2 separate regions of the Homo sapiens genome follow, and region 2 is linked to region 1. A link is an interaction called in ENCODE POLR2A ChIA-PET data of the cell type or tissue named here. Cell type or tissue: MCF 10A. All regions are shown on one strand. Links, peaks and the distances in the headings refer to the core of each region. The heading gives the core; the rest is flanking DNA. Region 1 overlaps LOC102724234 (a long non-coding RNA gene). Region 2 overlaps DSP (desmoplakin).

Region 1 (15,961 bases), core at 3,668-11,667:
TATTAAGTTAAAAAAAACCACTTCCCCTATACCCACTTCCCCAATTTCTCCTTTGCTAGTGTCAGTTATGTTCTTTTAACTGATTATTTTGGTATTTACCTGGATAAATTTAATTAACAAGCTTGTATTGCTTTATTTTTCAGTTTAAAACATTAGTTATTTTCTTCTATGAAAGTTGAAGATTTAGTTCTTCATTCTCCACATATTTTCACTTCTGTCCTCTTGCCTGTCATCCCAGTTATGTTTTAACTTTTATTACTTTTTGTTAGACACGGAGTCTCCCTATGCTGCCCAGAGCAGATTTGAACTCCAGGGTTCAAGCCATCCTTCTGCCTCAGTCTCCCGGGTAGCTTGGAGTTTTCACATCAATTTCCATTATTTGTGTCAGTGTGACTATCTGTGTTCAGAGTCAATCTTGTAATATTGCAACTACTTTTTTCTTTTGTGCTTAGCTATTAAGTTTCCCCCAAATTAACAACTGTCCTTTTTTTTAAAAAATTGCCTACTTTTCTGTCTGCTGTGGCTAATTCAACTCCAAACTTTCTGCTCATTGTCTGGGTCCTGTCCCAGTAGGTTCATTTTCATCATATATCCTCCCAGTTTGGTCTCCATGCAGACCCTCCGGGCTAGTTGCTCCCACGCTGGTGTCCAGCAATCATCTGGCAGGCCCCTTTTCCCGTCACACGGGGATTCTCTTCATCTCTCCACCATCAAGTCTCCAGTTCCTTGACTTATTTTTCATCTCCTTGTCATTTTACTCTGGGAGATTTCCAGTTTTACCTTGAACTTTTCATTTCTATTATATTTTTAATTTCCAATAGATCTTTCTTTGTTCTCTTGAATGCTACTTTAAAAAAACTCATTGTGGGCCGGGCGCGGTGGCTCATGCCTGTCATCCCAGCACTTTGGGAGGTTGAGGTGGGCGGATCACGAGGTCAGGAGATCGAGACCATCCCTGGCCAACATGGTGAAACCCCGTCTCTACTAAAAATAAAAAAATTAGCCTGGCGTGGTGGCGCGTGCCTGTAATCCCAGCTACTCCAGAGGCTGAGGCAGGAGAATCACTTGAACCTGGGAGGCGGAGGTTGCAGTGAGCTGAGATCACGCCACAGCACTCCAGCCTGGCGACAGAGAGAGACTCCGTCTCAAAACAAAACAAAAAACTAAAACAAAACAAAAAACCTCATTGCATTCTTCTTTTATGAATACACTCTCTTTTCTCTATATTGCTGTCATCTGGCTTTAAAAACATGCTGTCCTGACTTGGTTTTGAGTCTCTAGCTAGAGACAGGTCAGTTTCCCTTATTAATACTCGAGGGGGTTCTGGAAGTTATCTTTTCTCTGCAGTGTCCCATTTCCCCAAGTTGCTTTTCCCCCTTCCTTGCGTCTCCTTGATATTAGAGACTTTGGTGGTATGCTGCTGCATTCTTTAGGGTGTAAACATTCACACCACCCTCCCCACTGACTCTCGGGTCCTCCCCCGCAGCTGTGCCCCTGGTCCCCAGTGCAGAGACCTTCTCCTTTCCCCTCTCCTGAAAATACATCTGTCCCCAGGCTTGTGCTGCAGTGGGAAAGGGCCCGTCCAGGAGTCGGGGAGGGATCCTGGAATTTAAAAGCATCTTTAACAGCTCCTCCTCAGAAACCCAGTCACACTTCCTTCCCCGCTAGTGAGAGGTGCCAGCCTGCTGGCAGCCCCCCTTCGCTCTTGGCACCTCCTCGGCCTCGACGCCCACTCTGGCCGTGCTTGAGGAGTCCTTCAGCCTACCGCTGCACTGTGGGATCCCTTCCAGGGATGGCCGAGGCCGGAGCCGGCTCCCTTGGCTTGCGGGGAGGTGTGGAGGGACAGGCACGGGCAGTAACCGGGGATGCGCGCGGCGCTTGCGGGCCAGAGCGAGTTCTGGGTGGGCTTGGGCTCGGCCGGCCCCGCCGGCCCAGGCAGTGAGGAACTTAGCACTTGGGCCAACAACGGCTGTCCTCGATTTCTTGCCAGGCCTTAGCTGCTTCCCCATGGGGCAGGGCTCGGGACCTGCAGCCCACCATGCCTGAGCCCCCCGTCCCAACCCCGCCCTGGGCTCCTGCACAGCCCGAGTCTCCTGAGCCTCCCGGACGAGCGCCGCCCCCTACTTCACAGCACAGAGTCCCATTGACCGCCCAAAGGACTAAACAGTGCGGGTCCACGGGCGGGACTGACAGCTCTACCTGCGGCCCCGCTGGGGAATACCACCGGGTGAAGCCAGCTGGGCTCAGTCAGTCTGGTGGGGACTTGAACAATCTTTATGTCTAGCTAAGGGGTTGTAAATACACCAATCAGCACTCTGTATCTAGCTCAAGGTTTGTAAACACACCAATCAACACCCTCTGTCTAGCTCAGGGTTTGTGGCTGCACCAATCGGCACTCTGTATCTAGCTAATCTGGTGGGGACTTGGAGAACCTTTTTATCTAGCTAAGGGATTGTGAATACACCAATCGGCACTCTGTATGTAGATGAAGGTTTGTAAATGCACCAATCAGCACCCTGCGTCTAGCTCAAGGTTTGTAAATGCACCAATCGGCGTTCTGTGTCTAGCTGATCTGGTGGGGACTTGCAGAACCTTTATGTCTATCTAAGGGATTGTGAATGCACCAATCGGCACTCTGTATCTAGCTCAAAGTTTGTAAATGCACCAATCAGCACTCTGTGTCTAGCTCAGGGTTTGTAAATACACCAATTAACACTCTGCATCTAGTTAATCTAGTGGGGACGTGGAGAACTTTTGTGTCTAGCTCAGGGATTGTAAACGCACCAATCAGCACCCTGTTAAAAACGGACCAATCAGCTCTCTGTAAAACAGACCAATCGGCTCTCTGTAAAATGGACCAATCAGCAGGATGTGGGTGGGGCCAGATAAGAGAATAAAAGCAGGCTGCCCGAGCTAGCCCCGGTAATTTGGTTAGTTTGTTTCATATGATGTGAGATATTTGTCTTTTTTTTTTTTGTTTTTTGGGTTCAGATTGTTGTTGGGAGTTTCAGCGGTTTTTTGCTAAAGTCTGTAGATTTTTCTGAATCTAATGTGGGTTGTGAGCCCTTGAAAAAGAACAGAGAACTTCAGATATGGTACTTTAAGTATGATAACATGAACTGTGAAGGTCTGCAGCTTTACTCCCGAACTAGTGAGACAGCGAACTCTGGGCAACGCTGTGTTTAACAGCTGGAACACTCACTGTACAGCTAAAACACTTTAAGTTTGCAACTTCGTTCTTGAAATTAGTAAGACCGAGAACCCGCTAGTTCTGGACACACTAGTTCCCAGGGTTACCAGGTGCTGCCTCTTTATGAAAGGCTGAGGCTTTTTGGCTGTTAGCTTTTCTCTATCTAGTATTCGGCTTTTCTCAGGTTAGTTATTTGCCCTACCGCTGACGTTTGTCTTGTACGTTTTTCCGCAGTTTTCTTTTAAGCGCTCTATTCTTGTGGGTGGTTTTGTTTTGGTAATTCAGGAAAGAAAATGAGGTGTGTGCATTCGTTACCTATCTTTCCCCTGAACTACAGTTGAGTGGTGTGTTACTTATCTTTCCTCTGAACTACATGGTAATTTGTGGTTCAGGCTACAGCACTCTGAAAACATGACTAGAAATCCTATTTCATTGGTGTATGCTCTTAAAATTCAAAAAAACTAAATGCCTAATTCTTTCGTGTCTATATTCTCAAAATCTTGTCAAGCCAAGGAAGGTAAAGGAGAAAGTAGTATTCAGTCATCGGTAGCTTTTTGTATTCAATCTTTCTCATTGATAAAGCTTTAAAGGTCGTACAGGTCCTCACTTCATGACAATGATAAAAGGAATCACAAGAGGGCAGGTTTACTTGGTGAGCAGAAGGATTGGAAGCATTTTCTCTCTTGACATTGTTTGGAATTGCCAGCCCATGATAATAAAAAGCAGAGTTTTGATCAATCGGTTGATTTTTGAGACAGGTTCTCACTCTGTCACCCAGAACTGAGTGCAGTGGTGAGATCTCGACTCACTGCAGCCTTAGCCTCACAGGCTCAACCGATCCTCCCAGCTCAGCCTCCCGAGTAGCTGGGACTATAGGCATGTGCTTCTTATCCCCGGATAGTTTTTTTTAATGTTTTGTAGAGACGGGGTCTCTCTATGTTACCGAGGCTGGTCTCCAACACCTGGGCTCAAGTAATCCTCCTGCCTTGGCCTTCCAAAGTGTTGGGATTACAGGCATGAGCCACTGGCACCTGGCTCGGTTTATTATTGTTTTTTTTAAATCTCCTTTGTCTGCATCTGTCTGGTGGTTTTAGTTGAGGATCTTGGGACAAACAGGCTCATAGCAATGATAGGGAGATTTTAGGCAGAAAATGGAAAGTTTCTGGGATTTCAGAAATTTTCAAACTTCAGAAACTGTAACGGTTGTTTGTAGCTCTTTATATTATTCCATCTTTATAAAATTCCATATGTGGAAATAATGTGTGTTCTCATATTTAACTCCATCCAGTCATGCATTTAGTGCATATTCATTGAGGACCAATTACGTGCCAGTGTTGCTGAACAGGGGAAGGACGCAACGCTATTGAGACTTCCCAGCCGGGCACAGTGGTGCATGCCTGTAAGCCCAGCACTTTGGGAGGCCAAGGTGGGTGGATCAGTTGAGGTCAGGAGTTGGAGACCAGCCTGACCAACATGGTGAAATCCCATCTCTACTAAATACAAAAAATTAGCCGGGTGTGGTGGACATGCCTGTAATCCCAGCTACCTGGGAGGCTGAGGCAGGAGAATCTCTTGAACCCGGGAGGCAGAGGTTGCAGTGAGCTGAGATTGTGCTATTGCACTCCAGTCTGGGCAACAAGAGCGAAACACTGTCCAAAAAAAAAAAAGCCGGGCGCAGTGGCTTATGCCTGTAATCCCAGCACTTTGGGAGGCCAAGGCGGGCAGATCATAAGGTCAGGAGATCGAGACCATCCTGGCTAACACGGTGAAAACCCATCTCTACTAAAAATACAAAAAAAAAAAAAAAATACTAGCTGGGCGTGATGGCAGGCGCCTGTAGTCCCAGCTCTTAGGGAGGCTGAGGCAGGAGAATGGCGTCAACCTGGGAGGCGGAGCTTGCAGTCAGCCGAGATTGTGCCACTGCACTCCAGCCTGGGCGACAGAGTGAGACTCCGTATCAAAAAAGAAAAGACTTCCCCTGGGGAGTGTCTGTAATCTAGCTAGAGAGATATCTTTTTATTTACTTTGTTTCTTTATTTTTGAGAGGGAGTCTCACTCTGTCACCCAGGCTGGAGTGCAATGGCACGATCTGGGCTTACTGCAACCTCCGCCTCCCGGGTGCAAGCAATTCTCCTGCCTCAGCCTCCCCAGTATCTGGGATCACAGGCACATGCCACCATGCCCTGCTAATTTTTGTATTTTTAGTAGAGAGACAGGTTTCTCCGTGTTGGCCAGGCAGGTCTCGAACTCCTTCCTGACCTCAAGTGATCCACCCCCTCGGCCTCCCAAAGTGCTGGGATTACAGGCATGAGACACCATGTCCGGCCGAGAGATATCTTCTTAAAAACTGCAATACAGGGACAGCGTGATGAGAGGTACAGCAGAAGTTTTCTTGACTATGAGCTACAAAAGAAGCCCAAAGGAGGATGGAATTGATCTTGCCTGGGGGCATCAGGGAAGCCTTCGGTTGGAGAGGACATCAGATAGCACAACAGTTCATGCAGAGAGTGGGGAGATGAAATCATTCAGTGTGTCTGAAGAGTAGGATATGTGGTGGGGAAGGGGCCTTTGAAGGGATCTGAAGATGATTCTTCAGGCAAGGAATTTTCAAAATCCACTCCACAGCAGGAATAACCTCCTAAGACTCCCTGGAGATCCTGACTCAGCCCTTCTTGGGCCCTCGGAATCTCTGTTTTTTTTTAAAGCTCCCAGATGTATCAATCAGACTTAGAAATCACTGCTCTGGGCAGTACGATTCCACTTTAGGAATTTAAGTAGGGGAGAACATAATCAGATTGGCATTTTAGCAATATCCCTTCAACCAAAATGTGGAAATTGGACTGAGAGAGAATGGAGGCAGGGAAGCCCCATGGGAAGCTTGTGAGAAAGTGGGGACAGGAGCCAAGGCCATGGGAGCTGGGGTGGAAAGGATAAGACCCGACAGCACACGGCGGTTGTGTAGCTGTAGAGAGGGGAGCAGAGTCGTCACATGGCGCCCAGGTTTCGACTGGGACAGTAACTGGGTAGGCAGTGGTCAAGATGGGAAATCAGTGGAGGGTCAGAACTGGAGACAGAATGAGATCCTTTGGGAAACAATGAGTCTGAGCTATCAGCGGGCAGATGTGGGAATGGATGTGAAAATTTGAGGTCCCCCTTACGGGGGTGCTACTGGACATCATAGGAATAAGTGAGTCACCCAGACAGAGGGTGAAGAGTCAGAAGGGAAGACAACGACGCTGTCAACCTTCAAGGTAGGTAGGACCGTGAGCATGGGGGTGGGTGGGAGAAGGTGGTAGGGTCAGAAAACTGGCAAGGAGGAGAGTCGGGAGGAAAAGGAAAACACGGTGTCCCCAAACTGGGGAGGAGGACAGCCTTAAAGAAGAAGGGTGTGGTCACCCAGGCCCACTGCCCTTCCTGAAAGCCACCTCCCACCCTGCACGGCACCTCCTGGGAGCAGGCAGCTGCAGCCCCGAGGGAAAGGCGAGGGGAGCAAAACTGAGGATCTCCCTCAATTATTTTTAATCTCTTTGCGGATTTCGTCAGTGCTCAGCAGCATTTTCTCCCAGAAACAAAAGCAGGAGGGTGCTGGGGGCCTGGGTGTGGCTCCGGGAGCCCTAATTGCTGAGTGAGACACTCCTCGGTCCTCTGGTGTCCTGGAGAACAAGTTGGGGGAGCCGCCCGCCCCACCCTGCAGGAAGAGGCCAACTCAGAGCTGTGCATTACTTTGTACATTTCTTTGATTTTTCTTCTTATTTTTTGAAGCATATGCAGTACTCAGAGATCATTTTAGACACTGCAAGAAGACAAAGATACCTAAAGAGGAAAAATGAGTTTTTCTCCCTCATTCTGGGCTCTCCACTGCTTATATTTTGAGTTTAAAGGAGACATTATACACACATTAAAGAGATTCATGGAGGCCCTTATTACTGGGTGAAATATATTCTGTAAGCCAGCCGTCCCTAGCCTTTTTGGCACCAGGAAGCGGTTTGGTGGAAGGCAGTTTTTCCATGGATGGGAGGGTGGGGATGGTTTCAGGATGAAACCACCACCTCAGATCATCAGGCATTAGTTAGACTCTCATAAGGAGCACGCAACCTAGATCCCTCACACGCGCAGTTCACAATAGGGCTTGTGCTGCTATGAGACTCATGCCACCGCTGTTCTGACAGGAGGTGGAGCTCCGGCGGTAATGCTTGTTCACCCCACGCTCACCTCCTGCTGTGCGGCCCAGTTCCTAACAGGCCACACAGATACTGGTCAACGGCCGGGGGCTGCGGACCCCTGCTGTAAGCCTTTTCTTCACCCAGCAAGATTTAGTGTTGTTCATCCGAAGAGCTCAATTCTTATTATGGACACAAATGAATTGATCTAACCAGCAGCCCTGGGAAGTGAGAAAGACTAATTACCCCAGGTTGTAGTTATTTCTTGGATGGATGGCTTTGGGTGGATAGCCGGGTGCTGTGAGTACATTCATTCACTATTCATTCAGCAGATATTTTTATTGACTGCCTACTCTGTACAAATTAGTGTGGATGAAACTATGCCCTGCCCACAGGAACATGTCCAGCTGGGGAGCAAGATGGAACATGCATGCAAAGGTTTAGAAACACTGCAAACAAGGCTACCTGCTGTCGTTCCTGGCCAAAGGAAACAGAACGGAAGAGCCTCTGTTCCCCAGAAGTGGTCACTTAGGGTTGCCCTGATCTGGGAAGGTTCTGTGCAGAGGTGGCCTCGTGAGGTGCGCTGTGGCACATAGACCTGTCACCAGTGGAGGGTGTCCAGGTTCTTGGCATCTTGAACAAAGAATTGGACAAAACGCACAAAGCAAGGAAGAAATGAAGGGGGTTTATTGAAAATGAAAGTACACTCAGGCCAGGCGCTGTGGCTCAAGCCTGTAATCCCAGCACTTTGGGAGGCTGAGGCGGGTGGATCACAAGATCAGAAGATCGAGACCATCCTGGCTAACACGGTGAAACCCTGTCTCTACTAAAAATACAAAAAAAAAAAAAAAAAAAAAATTAGCCGGGCGTGGTGGCAGGTGCCTGTAGTCCCAGCTACTCGGGAGGCTGAGGCAGGAGAATGGTGGGAACCCGGGAGGCAGAGCTTGCAGTGAGCTGAGATTGTGCCACTGCACTCCAGCCTGGGCGACACAGCAAGACTCCATCTCAAAAAAAAAAAAAAGAAAGTACACTCGACAGCGTGGGAGTGGGCCTGAGCATAGGGGCTCAAAGGCCCCGTTACAGAATTTTGGGGAGTTTAAATACCCTGTAGAGGACTTGGGGTATGCCCTATGTAAATGAAGAGGTTGAAGTAATGTTACAAAGTCATTTACTAGGGAGAGGATATTTTCTGTCATAGCGGAAGTGTGAATTGGCCTTATGTTCCCTGCCTCCAGACCCTATTTTCCTGCCTCAGACCTTGGTCACTCGCTGGCTGTCCGTGTCCTTTTCAGACCTTCAATATCTATTCCTAAATAACAGTTGTTAGAAAGTGCTTGAGAAGTGTAACTGAAGTTGCCTTTCTCTGTCCAACCCCCAACTCTGCTCTCCAGCCCCCAGCCCCATACCACTTCTCATGGGGGTCACAGCTGCCTGATTCCCGGTGGGCCGCCCTCATGAGCTGTCTCATTGTAAAGTCTGCCTCCTGGTACATAGTGAGGACTTTGTAAATGTTTGTTGAATGAGGCAATGAAGAGCCTTCTAGACAGAGAGTAGAGAGTGTGGGGCTAGCATGCGCTTGTAGTGTTCAGATGAAAGGGAGTCAGCCTGTTGGGTTGGAGTCAGGTGTGTGTGGGAGGACGGTGGAAAGATAGCCAGGGTCCTGTCTGTCCACACACGAGGCTGAGAATTGGGACTTTGTCCTGTTGGTACCAGAGAGTCACAGAATGTTCTGGAGCAGGGGATTGACAGGGCAATGTGGGGGGAAGGTCAGCTTGCGCCGCTGTGTAGGGTGGACTGGACTGGGTTAGATGAGAGGAGGAGAGGCCAATTAGGACTGTCCCAGTAGTGCAGGGGAGATGACACTGCCGCTCCCAAAGCAAAAGATGCAGGTTAAAAAAATGTGTCTATTTTCCATTAAAGAATATTTTAGCCACTGGCTGGGCACGGTGACACACGTCTGTAATCCTAGAACTTTGGGAGGCGGAGGCGGGTGGATCACTTGAGGCCAGGAGTTTGAGACCAGCCTGGCCAACGTGATGAAACCCCGTCTCTACTAAAAATACAAAAATTAGCCGGGCGTGGTGGTGGGTGCCTGTAATCCCAGCTAATTGGGAGGCTGAGGCAGGAGAATTGCTTGAACCCTCGAGGCGGAGGTTTCAGTGAGCCGATATTGTGCCATTGCACTCCAGCCTGGGTGACAAGAGCGATACTCTGTCTCAAAAAATATATATAAAATAAAAATAAAAACAAAAAATAAAAAAAATATTTTAGCCACTGATAGGGCAATGATATGTAAAATTTATTTTTTTGTTAGTTTTTTTTTCTTTTGAGACAGGATCTTGCTCTGTTGCCCAGGCTGAAGTGCAGTGGCACCATCACGGCTCACTGCAGCCTCAATTGTGTGATCCTTCCACCTTAGCCTCCTAAGTAGATGGGATCACAGGCACGCACCACCATGTCCAGCTAACTTTTTAATTATTTATAGAGACAAGGTCTCACTATATTGGCCAGGCTGGTCTCCAACTTCTGGTCTTAAGCAATCCTCCTGCCTTGGCCTCCCAAAGTGTTGGGATTACAAGTATGAGCCACCACGCCCGGCTACCATGTATAATTTTAAAATCCACATGAGTTTCACTTAGGCCATAGTAGAATGGCCTCATATTCTGAACAGGAATTGATCTGAAACTGACCTTTCACTCCTAAGGATGCCTTTCTTGTAAATTCGGCCTTCTCTCCCCCTGTGAGTGGAATTCTCTCTGGAAATCAGATGGCAATGAAAGACTGGGAGCCCTTATCTTTTGTGTTATTGATTTGGTTTTGTTTACTCTGACTCCCAGGAGAGACTCCCAGCAGGGATTCCTCGGGAGGGCTCACGTATGTGTGTGTTGTGTGTCTGCACATGTGTGTGACTTTTCCTAGATCTCCTCCAGATTTTTTTTTTTTTTTTTTTTTTTGAGACGGAGTCTCCCTCTGTTGGCTAGGCTGGAGTGTAGTGGTACGATCTTCGCTCACTGTAACCTCCGCCTCCCGGGTTCAAGTGATTCTCCTGCCTCAGTCTCCTGAGTAGCTGGGATTACAGGTGTGCAACACCACACCCGGCTAATTTTTGTATTTTTAGTAGAGGCGGGGTTTCACCATGTTGGTCAGGCTGGTCTTGAACTCTTGACCTTGTGATCCACCCACGTCGGCCTCTCAAAGTGCTGGGATTCCAGGCATGAGCCACTGCGCCCGGCAGCTCCTCCAGAATTTATCTGGAGCTAAACATTGTCCAGTTGCTGCTGACCCTAATCTCTGTTAAGAGAGTCTTGGTTCTCCACCCACAGTGCTCCACTTGACCAGCTTCAACTAGTCTTAAAAAAAAAAAAAAAAAAAGCGAGATTGAGTTTCTTGGCGCTCAGTAAGCCAGGGCTTGAAAACACCACAGCTTCCCACTTCCCCAAGACTGCGGACAGGATGGGTTTCAACAAACCTCTTGGCCTACAGGCAAAGAGCTCATGGCAAAAACGACTGTTTAAATAAAGCTTGGGTGGGCCAGCTTTTTAATTTTTTCCAGGATGACTTCATTTGGCAATGATGATTGTGCATGTTGGCAAACAGATGGGAGAATGAAAAAATGCACGGTAAAGGTGTTCTGTAGGAGGGAGAGGAGAGAAGGTCTGGGAGAGAGAAAGGGCATCTGAGGACAGCAGCAGCAGCAGCAGCAGGAGAAAGGAAAAGATGAGAAGACCTGAGGAGGGTGGGTGAGAGGTGTATGGAACAGGAAAGAAAAGATTTGCCTTAAGTGAAACTTTGACTCTTTGCTTGCTTTCTTTTTTTTTTTTTTTTTTTTTTTTTTTTTTTTTTTTTTTTTTGAGATGGAGTTGTGCTTTGTCACCAAGGCTGGAGTGCAGTGGCGCGATCTCGGCTCACTGCAACCTCCACCTCGTGGGTTCATGCAATTCTCCTGCCTCAGCCTCCCGAGTAGCCGGGATTACAGGCATGCGCCACCACGCCCGGCTAATTTTTGTATTTTTAGTAGAGACAGTGTTTCACCATGTTGGCCAGGCTGGTCTTGAGCTGACCTCAGGTAACCCACCCACCTCAGCCTCCCAAAGTGCTGGTATTACAGGTGTTAGCCACCGCGCCCAGCCAACTTGGACTCTTCATAGCTAGACCAGCATGTATTTTAAATGTGTTTTAAAATGTATATAGAAGAGATCCATCATGTGGCAGTAATGCCACCCAATTCTTGTTTTGAGTATTAGGATAGCTTGGAATGGATGTGGATCAAAATTTTGCATTTCTGAAACATTATTCTCCCTTTTTTGTTTTTGAGACTGAGTCTTGCTCTGTCACCAGGCTGGAGTGCAATGGCACAATCTCAGTCACTGCAACCTCCGCCTCCTGGGTTCAAGTGATTCTCCTGCCTTAGCCTCCCGAGCAGCTGGGGTTACAGGTGCATGCCTGTAACAGGTGTTACACCTGGCTAATATTTGTATTTTTAGCACAGACAGGGTTTCACCATGTTGGTCAGGCTGGTCTCGAACTCCTGACCTTAAATGGTCTGCCTCAGCCTCCCAAAGTGCTGTGAATACAGGCATGAGCCACCGTGCCTGGCTGAAACATTATTCTCGATAGCTGAAAAGCAGAAACAACTCAGATGTCCATCGGCTAATAAGTGGATGTGGGTATGCAAACAACAGATTATTATTCAGCCTTAAAAATGAGTAAGTTCTTTTGCAACATGCAACAACATAGCTGAATCTTGAAAACATGATGCTGAGTGAAAGAAGCCAGCCACAAAAGATGACATATTGTATGATTCTCTTTTTAAGAAATGTCCAGAATGGGCAAATCCATAGATACAGAGGACAAATTGGTGGTTGCCAGGGACTAGAGGGAAGAGGGAATGGGAAGTGACTGCTAAAGGGTTTAGGGTTTCCCTTTGGGGTGATGGAAACGTTCTGGAATTACACAGTGATGGTTGTACACCTGTGTCTGTACCCAAAAATCACTGAACTGTACACTTTAAAAGGGTAAATTTTATGTGACTACTATCTCAACTTTTAAAAAATGTTGTGTTTGTGTGACTATACTTTTCAACTTTGGCCCTACTCATTTTGTTTGTATTTATTTATTTTTTCTTCCTAGAAATAGTATTACGGTCACATGATTCAAAATTCAATATATAAAAGGATGTAAAGTGAAAATTCTTTCTCCCATCCTCGTCATTCCCAAGCTACTCAAAAAGTAAGCAATATTACCAGTTTCTTGTGTGACTTTCACAGATTTTGTGCACACAAGCAAATAAGTACAAACAAATATTCTTCCCTTGCTCTTTTTAAATAAATAGTGACATTCACATGGTTCTGTACCTTGCTTATTTCACTAGCCAACACATTTGGTTGAAACCTTGTTCATATCAGTGCATGTAGATCTCTGCCATTTGTCCAAACATATGCCTTTGGATTACATGTGTCATTTGTTTAATTGGCCCACTCTTCTTCTTCTTCTTCTTCTTTTTTTTTTTTTTTTTTTTTGAGACAGGATATCTCTCTGTCGGCTAGGCTGGAGTGTAGTGGTGTGATCATCATGGCTCACTGTGGCCTCAAACTCCTACTATGGACAGGAGACAGGGAAATACTGGGTAGAAGAGGACAGTTCCCCAGCAAAGGCCCCACCCTCAAGCCTGGATACCCATGGCCCTAAATGGGAACAGGCATTTCTGTTTTTGCACCCCAAAAGTTGACTTTTGGCCCACATGCTCCCTATCCTGTACCCATATAAACCCCAAATTCCAGGCTCCAGAGAGAGACAAGGAGATGAGGAGACAAGCAGACGAACAGCGGAACAATGCAGCAGAGAAAGAGAGAAGAGAAGGAACGTCTGAACGTCGAGAGGAGTTCGGCTGCTGGACGGCCAAACTCCAGGGGAAGATCATCTTCCCACTCCATTCCCCCTCCAGCTCCCCATCCATCCCACTGAGAGCCACTTCCACCACTCAATAAAAGCCCCACATTTATCCTTCAAGTCCATGTGTGATCCAATTCTTCTGGGATGCTAAACAAGAACCTGGGATACAGAAAGCTGTCACACTGGCCCTCTGCCCTTGCAGAAAGGCAGAGGGGCCCTGAGCTGGTTGATACTTAAGCTGTCTGTGGATGGCAGAACTAAAAGAGCATTGGGACACTGGGGTTGCAGGCACCCCCCCACCCCCAGACACTACTGCAGGGCTGGAGCCCAAAGTGCTCGCTGTGGCTCACGCCCCTGCCCATCTGCATGCTTCCCCTCCTGCAAGAAGTTTGAGCTTGCAGTGGGCGGTCAAACAGAGAGCCGCACCCCTGTCACATGCCCTGTGAGGGGGGCCAGGGAACTCTCCCGTTTACCTCCCAGGCTCAGGTGATCCTCCTACCTCAGACTCTCAAGTGGCTGGGACCACTGGCACATGCCACAATGCCTGGCTAATTTTTTAAAAATTATTTGTAGAGACTGGGGTCTCCCTGTTGCCCAGGCTGGTCTCTAACTTCCGAGTTCAAGTGATCCTCCTGCCTCGGTCTCCCAAAGTGCTGGGATTACAGGTGTGAGCCACCAAGCCCAGCTTAACTGGCCCACTCTTGATGGAAATTTGGTTCTTTCCAATCCTTTCAGACTTCAGTGAATAATTTCCTTCATACATGATTTCACCCATACAGGAGGTTATCTGTAGGCTTAAATTCTTAGAAGTGGGATTGTGATTAAGGGGTATGTGCACTTGTAGTTTTGGTGGATATTTTCTAGTCTCCTTTCACAGATATAGGCGTGGGTTTACACTCCCACCAGCAATGGATGAATGCTCCTGTCCCCAGATACTGTCAATATGTTGTTAACATTTTCACCCTGCCAAACTAAATGATGAATAAATGTGTCTCAGTTGGGGGGTTTTAACTTTGTCTTTTCTTTTCTTTTTTTTTGAGACAGAGTCTCACTCTGTCACTCAGGCTGGAGTACAGTGGTGCGATCTTGGCTCACTGCAACCTCCACCTCCTGGGTTCTAGCGATTCTCTGCCTCAGCCTCCCAAGTAGCTGGGACTACAGGTGCACACCACCACACCCAGCCAATTTTTGTATTTTTTGTAGAGACGGGGTTTCGCCATGTTGGCCAGGCTGGTCTAGAACTCCTGGGCTCAAGTCATCTGCCCACCTCGGCCTCCCAAAGTGCTGGGATTGCAGGCGTGAGCCACCTCACCTGGCCATTAACTTGGCATTTTATTGTTATGAGAGAAGTTGACAGATTTTCTGATGTGAAGAGCCTTTTCTATGAGCTACTTTGCCCATTATTTTATTGAGTTTGTTCAGTTTATTATTAATTTTCAGGAGCCCTTATATGTCTTTGTCTGTGATAGGGATTTGGAAGATAAGTTTTCCAAGGATCTTTAAAAAAAAATTTTTTTTCAGAGGTTGGATTGATTTTTTTCTTCTGTGGTTTCTAGGAATCTTACTTACAAATAATTTTGGTTGCACGCAGTAGCTCACACCTGTAAATGCAGCACTGTGGGAGGCTGCTGTGGGTGGATCACTTGAGCCCGGGAGTTCAAAACAAGCTTGGGCAACATAGTGAAACCCCATCTCTACAAAAAATCAGCTGGGTGTGGTGGCACACACCTGTAATCCCAGCTACTCAAGAGGCTAAGGCATGAGAATTGCTTGAACCCAGGAGGTGGAGGCTGCAGTGAGCCATGAGCTGAGATTGCACCACTGCACTCCAGCCTGGGCAACAGAACAAGACTCTGTCTCAAAAAAAAAAAAAATTCCTTGCCTTTTAATTTTCAAATATTAACCAGTATTTAATAATTGTGTGTTTGTGATCCCCAGACGCTTGTTCTCTCTGTGTGTTCTTTGGAGCATTTCATTAAGTCTTTAATAGCTTTATCCTACAAGACCTTCTGATATGTTCCCAATTTTTTCTATAAAGAAGACTACCATCCACTAATTTTTTTCTGATTCCCTCCTGCTCTTGAAATCAAGCATCTAAGTATCTCACCAGACTTGGCCTAAGGCATAATTCCAGGGTTGGTGGTTTGGATACCAGCCTCACTGATGGCTCTGTTTGTCCCCCCACCTTCAGCACTGTCAGCGTTAGCACCTCCTCCTCCCGTTTTCCCTCCCTCTTCTCTCTCAGCATGAGAAAGAAACTGGTCCCTGTGGGGTCTGCATATTGTTTGATACTCTTTTCTTTAATAGGTGGAGCTTAATTCCCCTTGTGTTTGGCTTGGACTTGGTGACTGACTGCCAATGAGTAGAGTATGCAGAAGTGAGGATGTGTGGCTTCCCAGACCAGGTCACAAAGGCATTGGAGCTTCCTCGCTCTCTCAAACCACTTGTTCTGGGGTAAGTCAGCTGCCACGTTGTGAGGACACTCAAGCAGCCTTATGAGGAGATTCACATGTGAGGAACTGAGGCCTCCTGCCTGTAGCCATACCACTGAGCCATCTCGGAAGTAGGTCCTCCAGCCCTAGCCAGGCTTTCAGATGACAGCAGCCCTGGTTGATTCTTGACTGCAACCTCATGAATGACCCTGAGCCAGAACTGCTTAGACAAGCCATTCCCAACTTCCTGATCCACAGGAATCGTGTGAGCTAAAAAGTGTTTATTG
Region 2 (8,404 bases), core at 304-8,303, 130 kb after region 1:
GAAGCCCTTTAGCCAGCTCTTTTGTGTCCTATAAACTCTTGTTATGACTCTTGGAAGGAGTAGCTGCCTTGAGTTAGCATTCTCCAAAAGTTTATGAAAATTAAATCTTAGACCAAAAAAAATGCCTTTCTGCAAATAAGAGTTTAAAAAATCTCTGGAATATGAATCTGCCTATTCTGGAAATTTTATATGACTGGAATCATACAATATGTAGTCCATTGTGACTGGCTTCTTTCACTTAGTATCGTGCTTTCAGAGTTCATCTGTGTTGTATCATGTTTCAGTACATCATTTTCTATTTTTTTCATGTGTTTTTATGATTGAATAATATTCCATTGTTTGGCAGTGCCACATTTTGTTGATCTTTTCATCAGTTGATACCTGAGTTGTTTCCAGTTTTTGGCTGTGATAAAAAGTGCTGCTATGAACATTCATGTATAAGTTTTTATGTGGGAATATGATCAGTTTTCTTGGGTATATATCAAGTGAATTTCTGGGTGATTCTATGTTACATATTTTAGGAACTAATAAGATAATGATTTTATTGTATCTATTTCCCCCCAGGTTATGGGACCTGGAGAAACAAATCAAGCAATTGAGGAATTATCGTGATAACTATCAGGCTTTCTGCAAGTGGCTCTATGATGCTAAACGCCGCCAGGATTCCTTAGAATCCATGAAATTTGGAGATTCCAACACAGTCATGCGGTTTTTGAATGAGCAGAAGGTATAAGCCAACTTTTTGTTCCATAGCTGTTTTGAGATTAATTGGGTGTAATTCATGTTTTCCTCTGGTTTTTGTATCAGTGCCTAGGTTTGAAATGATGAATATTTAATATTACTAACCCATTTTGTGAAGGCTTAAAGAATGCCCAGAGGAAAAGCAACTGAGATGTTTACAAGGAAATGCAAATTATGAACATAGAAATAACGTGATATTGTTCTCTTCATGTTATCATAAATTATCTTTATAAATTGAGGGGATAGGCCCAGAAAACAGGCTGACTAGAAAGTAACCTCTTACAGATAGTAAGTTAAAGGGCTTGCTTCTCTTCTCTGAATGGAAAAAATGCTCATCTCCTAAGCTGTAACTATAAAAATATGAGACAAGTACATGTAGTAATAAACTGAAAAAAGGGTACAAATAACAGTGGTAAAAGAGTGAAATCACATTTATTTAAAAATATTTGTATGCATTAACATTGGTAAATATTTCACTTTTTGTATAGAACTTGCACAGTGAAATATCTGGCAAACGAGACAAATCAGAGGAAGTACAAAAAATTGCTGAACTTTGCGCCAATTCAATTAAGGTATGTTGGTTTCATAAAGAATGTTGGTATTTCACCAAGATTATTATTAACTGCATGACTTGCTGATTTGTTGTAAAGCGTATACACTTCCTGAGGATAGCAATTACGGTCTGTATATATTCTTTTCTGAACAAACCATAAAAATTAAAAATCTATTAGCTTGAATTCATTCCACATTGGCAGTATCCATTTGAATGGCTGGTTTCTATTCTTTGACTGGTGGTAGGTGCTGCATTCTCCATTTAGCATACAAAGATGTACTGCTTGGTTTAATAATGGTGTTTGTTTGTTTGTTTGTTTGTTTGGAGAGAGTTTCGCTCTTGCTGCCCAGGCTGGAGTGCAGTGGTGTGATCTCGGCTCACCGCAACCTCTGCCTCCTGGGTTCAAGTGATTCTCCCGCCTCAGCTTCCTGAGTAGCTGGGATTACAGGCATGCACCACCATGCCCGGCTAATTTTATATTTTTAGTAGAGACAGGGTTTCTCCGTGTTGGTCAGGCTGGTTTTGAACTCCCGATCTCAGGGGATCTGCCCGGCTCGGCCTCCCAAAGTGCCAGGATTATGGGTGTGAGCCACCACGCTAATGTAGTATTAGTTGCTTGGCCACTAGTGGCGCAAAGTCTTTGGAGTGGGCAATTAGACGTGCAGCCCAATGATTTAAAACTGTGGAACTGTAGCTGTTAGTGATGCTTTTTAAGTCTATGAAGGACACTTTTCTTAAACTTCATTATGCTGCAGGATTATGAGCTCCAGCTGGCCTCATACACCTCAGGACTGGAAACTCTGCTGAACATACCTATCAAGAGGACCATGATTCAGTCCCCTTCTGGGGTGATTCTGCAAGAGGTATATATGTCATCACATATCTCTTAAAACCTGCCCCTCCTTCTGCTTCTTCCCTTTTCCCTGTCTCCTGCCTCTTCCCTTTTCCCTGTCTCCTGCCTGTCTTCCTTACCATTGCTGATTTCATCCCATTACAGGGTACCACTTTAAGAGGTTTAATAGCAGGTTATGTGCCCTCCAGTGTGAGTCATTGATGTATGATACATTTTCAGAAATGATCAGGAATGTGTTATTTAGAGTCTTTGTAGAAATTGGGCTTAAATTTCTGGGTTTGATGAGAGAGACTTCTAAAAAGTGGAAAATACAGAAATTTCTAAAAGACAGCCTCTTCTCAAAGATGTCAGAGACTATCGTACCTGTCAGATGGTTTAGGGGAAACAGCCTGGAGAGATGAGAATGGGATACATTTTTGGCCCTTTGTTTTGCTGTACTTTCTTTTGCTGATTTTGGAATGAACACACTAAAGAAGAGAATTCACTCTTTATAATTTCACTATTTTAGAAAACAAAATCGGTCAAATTACATAGGACTTTTTTTTTAATGCAATATCTTTTTCTTTCTTTCCTTCCTTTTCTCCAAGGCTGCAGATGTTCATGCTCGGTACATTGAACTACTTACAAGATCTGGAGACTATTACAGGTTCTTAAGTGAGATGCTGAAGAGTTTGGAAGATCTGAAGGTAATTTATACTGTCTTTTCTTGTAGCGTCAAAAAAGAAAATAGAATAGAACCTTATTATTACTTCCACATTATAACATGGATTTGGACACATCCTGGTGAAACTGTATTTCCTCTAAAGGTTTAGTGTAATACTGCTTGTTTGTAAGTCTGGGGTTACTTCCATGCTCCAATACGCTGCTTTAAATGAACTTAAGTAATAGTCATAATATTGCAACAACTTTGCCAAACAAAAGTCACTTGATTTAATGTTTGGTTAAGGAATTTGCTTTATTTCTCTGTGTTAAAGATAACATCTTGGACTAGGTATATTTGAATTTTTTATATTCAGTGATTGTTCCCTTTATTCCTCATTTATGATACTTAAATTGAGATTATATGTAAACTTATTTTAATGTAAACTTGAAATAAAGGGAATATAATTTATGAAATCATAAGCTTTTGATTTTGAAAGAAATTACCTCATTTTACAGATGAGGTAGCTCAGACTCAAAGATAATATATCATTTGCTAAGAGCATATGAGCAGCTGGTGCAAGAATTATGATGAGAATCCAGATTTCTTGAATATTTGCCTAGTCACTCTTTGCATGTATGTCCATGTGTGTAAAGAGAAATAAGAATGCACATTGGTCTGGGAGGGGAAAAGTACTGCTTCTTTCTTGGAATGTGAGGTGTTTTTCTTTTGACATAATCTCTGATTTCATTCCACAGCTGAAAAATACCAAGATCGAAGTTTTGGAAGAGGAGCTCAGACTGGCCCGAGATGCCAACTCGGAAAACTGTAATAAGAACAAATTCCTGGATCAGAACCTGCAGAAATACCAGGCAGAGTGTTCCCAGTTCAAAGCGAAGCTTGCGAGCCTGGAGGAGCTGAAGAGACAGGCTGAGCTGGATGGGAAGTCGGCTAAGCAAAATCTAGACAAGTGCTACGGCCAAATAAAAGAACTCAATGAGAAGATCACCCGACTGACTTATGAGATTGAAGATGAAAAGAGAAGAAGAAAATCTGTGGAAGACAGATTTGACCAACAGAAGAATGACTATGACCAACTGCAGAAAGCAAGGCAATGTGAAAAGGAGAACCTTGGTTGGCAGAAATTAGAGTCTGAGAAAGCCATCAAGGAGAAGGAGTACGAGATTGAAAGGTTGAGGGTTCTACTGCAGGAAGAAGGCACCCGGAAGAGAGAATATGAAAATGAGCTGGCAAAGGTAAGAAACCACTATAATGAGGAGATGAGTAATTTAAGGAACAAGTATGAAACAGAGATTAACATTACGAAGACCACCATCAAGGAGATATCCATGCAAAAAGAGGATGATTCCAAAAATCTTAGAAACCAGCTTGATAGACTTTCAAGGGAAAATCGAGATCTGAAGGATGAAATTGTCAGGCTCAATGACAGCATCTTGCAGGCCACTGAGCAGCGAAGGCGAGCTGAAGAAAACGCCCTTCAGCAAAAGGCCTGTGGCTCTGAGATAATGCAGAAGAAGCAGCATCTGGAGATAGAACTGAAGCAGGTCATGCAGCAGCGCTCTGAGGACAATGCCCGGCACAAGCAGTCCCTGGAGGAGGCTGCCAAGACCATTCAGGACAAAAATAAGGAGATCGAGAGACTCAAAGCTGAGTTTCAGGAGGAGGCCAAGCGCCGCTGGGAATATGAAAATGAACTGAGTAAGGTAAGAAACAATTATGATGAGGAGATCATTAGCTTAAAAAATCAGTTTGAGACCGAGATCAACATCACCAAGACCACCATCCACCAGCTCACCATGCAGAAGGAAGAGGATACCAGTGGCTACCGGGCTCAGATAGACAATCTCACCCGAGAAAACAGGAGCTTATCTGAAGAAATAAAGAGGCTGAAGAACACTCTAACCCAGACCACAGAGAATCTCAGGAGGGTGGAAGAAGACATCCAACAGCAAAAGGCCACTGGCTCTGAGGTGTCTCAGAGGAAACAGCAGCTGGAGGTTGAGCTGAGACAAGTCACTCAGATGCGAACAGAGGAGAGCGTAAGATATAAGCAATCTCTTGATGATGCTGCCAAAACCATCCAGGATAAAAACAAGGAGATAGAAAGGTTAAAACAACTGATCGACAAAGAAACAAATGACCGGAAATGCCTGGAAGATGAAAACGCGAGATTACAAAGGGTCCAGTATGACCTGCAGAAAGCAAACAGTAGTGCGACGGAGACAATAAACAAACTGAAGGTTCAGGAGCAAGAACTGACACGCCTGAGGATCGACTATGAAAGGGTTTCCCAGGAGAGGACTGTGAAGGACCAGGATATCACGCGGTTCCAGAACTCTCTGAAAGAGCTGCAGCTGCAGAAGCAGAAGGTGGAAGAGGAGCTGAATCGGCTGAAGAGGACCGCGTCAGAAGACTCCTGCAAGAGGAAGAAGCTGGAGGAAGAGCTGGAAGGCATGAGGAGGTCGCTGAAGGAGCAAGCCATCAAAATCACCAACCTGACCCAGCAGCTGGAGCAGGCATCCATTGTTAAGAAGAGGAGTGAGGATGACCTCCGGCAGCAGAGGGACGTGCTGGATGGCCACCTGAGGGAAAAGCAGAGGACCCAGGAAGAGCTGAGGAGGCTCTCTTCTGAGGTCGAGGCCCTGAGGCGGCAGTTACTCCAGGAACAGGAAAGTGTCAAACAAGCTCACTTGAGGAATGAGCATTTCCAGAAGGCGATAGAAGATAAAAGCAGAAGCTTAAATGAAAGCAAAATAGAAATTGAGAGGCTGCAGTCTCTCACAGAGAACCTGACCAAGGAGCACTTGATGTTAGAAGAAGAACTGCGGAACCTGAGGCTGGAGTACGATGACCTGAGGAGAGGACGAAGCGAAGCGGACAGTGATAAAAATGCAACCATCTTGGAACTAAGGAGCCAGCTGCAGATCAGCAACAACCGGACCCTGGAACTGCAGGGGCTGATTAATGATTTACAGAGAGAGAGGGAAAATTTGAGACAGGAAATTGAGAAATTCCAAAAGCAGGCTTTAGAGGTATTCACAAATACTTGATCACAGCTTCACTGTTTCTCAAATTATTCATCACATTATTATCTCATCTGAACTGTGCTCTTTCTGCTTAAATAGATGCTTATAGAAAATCTAATTTTTCTTTTTATTGCTCTACTACTTCCTGTCATAATCCAGGTAACTGCTTTAAAATAATTTCAATGCTGTGTGCCCTGCTGTTCTTTAATTGCATCAAATGCTGATCTCTGGGTAGCCTGTGTTTGGCCCTGCTTTTAAGAACACTAATACATGTATAACTTCCTCCGAATGTTCCATTCTACTTCTTAGAAGTTAGCTCTTATTTAGTGAGCTATGACATACATTTGTAATGAAAATTTTCTTAAATAGAAGCCATACTAAAGTGTTTCCCTATGCAATTTTTAAAACACTTTTTCTTTTGCCTGCTTAGATGATTTTTTTGCATGGATTATTTAGTGTTCGCTTTTGATCATGGCCCTAGTGTGTTTCCTTTTGTTTGACTTTCCTTCTCCTAACCCTTAATTTAAAAATAACTTATTTAACTTCTACAGACAATATTTGTGTGTGGCTGGGTTGGTGTGTGTGTGTGTGTGTGTGTGTGTGTATATCTATATATTATATATATAATTATATAATTACATAATATATATTTATCTATAATATATATTTTATATAATATATATCTTCATATATTTGTATTGCTTCATTAAGTATGTTCATCTAGCTGTAACAGGTGAGATGTAGGTGTAGCAGGTATGATAACCTGAAACAAAACTCCCCACATTTTTTCAAAGCATAATTATTGTTAAGAGTAAGACAGGTCTGCAACTTACAGTTCCTTCTATAGAAAAAAATAGTAAGTATGAAGCCATTTATTGAAGTGGCAACATATACAGAATTTTTCCCACAAATTTGTAAAATAACAAGCTCACAGTGTATCCAGGGACAATATAGAAAGAAAAAATAAGCAAGGCTTTTTTTTTTAAAGATAGATACACAAAAGAAAGTTAAGTCGTGATAGTAATATGATATGATTCAAAACATTATTTTTTCCCATTTCTTTCTTCTTCAATTCCAGGCATCTAATAGGATTCAGGAATCAAAGAATCAGTGTACTCAGGTGGTACAGGAAAGAGAGAGCCTTCTGGTGAAAATCAAAGTCCTGGAGCAAGACAAGGCAAGGCTGCAGAGGCTGGAGGATGAGCTGAATCGTGCAAAATCAACTCTAGAGGCAGAAACCAGGGTGAAACAGCGCCTGGAGTGTGAGAAACAGCAAATTCAGAATGACCTGAATCAGTGGAAGACTCAATATTCCCGCAAGGAGGAGGCTATTAGGAAGATAGAATCGGAAAGAGAAAAGAGTGAGAGAGAGAAGAACAGTCTTAGGAGTGAGATCGAAAGACTCCAAGCAGAGATCAAGAGAATTGAAGAGAGGTGCAGGCGTAAGCTGGAGGATTCTACCAGGGAGACACAGTCACAGTTAGAAACAGAACGCTCCCGATATCAGAGGGAGATTGATAAACTCAGACAGCGCCCATATGGGTCCCATCGAGAGACCCAGACTGAGTGTGAGTGGACCGTTGACACCTCCAAGCTGGTGTTTGATGGGCTGAGGAAGAAGGTGACAGCAATGCAGCTCTATGAGTGTCAGCTGATCGACAAAACAACCTTGGACAAACTATTGAAGGGGAAGAAGTCAGTGGAAGAAGTTGCTTCTGAAATCCAGCCATTCCTTCGGGGTGCAGGATCTATCGCTGGAGCATCTGCTTCTCCTAAGGAAAAATACTCTTTGGTAGAGGCCAAGAGAAAGAAATTAATCAGCCCAGAATCCACAGTCATGCTTCTGGAGGCCCAGGCAGCTACAGGTGGTATAATTGATCCCCATCGGAATGAGAAGCTGACTGTCGACAGTGCCATAGCTCGGGACCTCATTGACTTCGATGACCGTCAGCAGATATATGCAGCAGAAAAAGCTATCACTGGTTTTGATGATCCATTTTCAGGCAAGACAGTATCTGTTTCAGAAGCCATCAAGAAAAATTTGATTGATAGAGAAACCGGAATGCGCCTGCTGGAAGCCCAGATTGCTTCAGGGGGTGTAGTAGACCCTGTGAACAGTGTCTTTTTGCCAAAAGATGTCGCCTTGGCCCGGGGGCTGATTGATAGAGATTTGTATCGATCCCTGAATGATCCCCGAGATAGTCAGAAAAACTTTGTGGATCCAGTCACCAAAAAGAAGGTCAGTTACGTGCAGCTGAAGGAACGGTGCAGAATCGAACCACATACTGGTCTGCTCTTGCTTTCAGTACAGAAGAGAAGCATGTCCTTCCAAGGAATCAGACAACCTGTGACCGTCACTGAGCTAGTAGATTCTGGTATATTGAGACCGTCCACTGTCAATGAACTGGAATCTGGTCAGATTTCTTATGACGAGGTTGGTGAGAGAATTAAGGACTTCCTCCAGGGTTCAAGCTGCATAGCAGGCATATACAATGAGACCACAAAACAGAAGCTTGGCATTTATGAGGCCATGAAAATTGGCTTAGTCCGACCTGGTACTGCTCTGGAGT

What was found. ChIA-PET counts read pairs that join two places held together with the same protein. Peaks named below come from ENCODE experiments on the same cell type or tissue, not always from the same donor. Only the 100,000 strongest peaks of a DNase experiment are listed, where the experiment ranks them.
Region 2: POLR2A ChIA-PET joins it to region 1 with 8 read pairs; 4 of 35 experiments call an interaction of 5 or more read pairs at or near these places.

Annotation. Positions count from the first base shown.
Region 1 is chr6:7,439,435-7,455,395 of GRCh38, forward strand. LOC102724234 (a long non-coding RNA gene) reads left to right here. Exons shown (of 3, transcript XR_926434.2): 3 at 13,131-13,359. Among named protein-coding and RNA genes, the nearest start is that of RIOK1, 58 kb to the left of the region's middle. In MCF 10A, for the core only: no CTCF peak of the experiment used is centred there; a DNase peak (open chromatin) is centred at 7,767.
Region 2 is chr6:7,575,730-7,584,133 of GRCh38, forward strand. It overlaps DSP (desmoplakin), which reads left to right. Exons shown (of 24, transcript NM_004415.4): 19 at 565-727; 20 at 1,230-1,313; 21 at 2,050-2,157; 22 at 2,735-2,833; 23 at 3,546-5,840; 24 at 6,913-8,404. Among named protein-coding and RNA genes, the nearest start is that of SNRNP48, 10 kb to the right of the region's middle. In MCF 10A, for the core only: no CTCF peak of the experiment used is centred there; no DNase peak of the experiment used is centred there.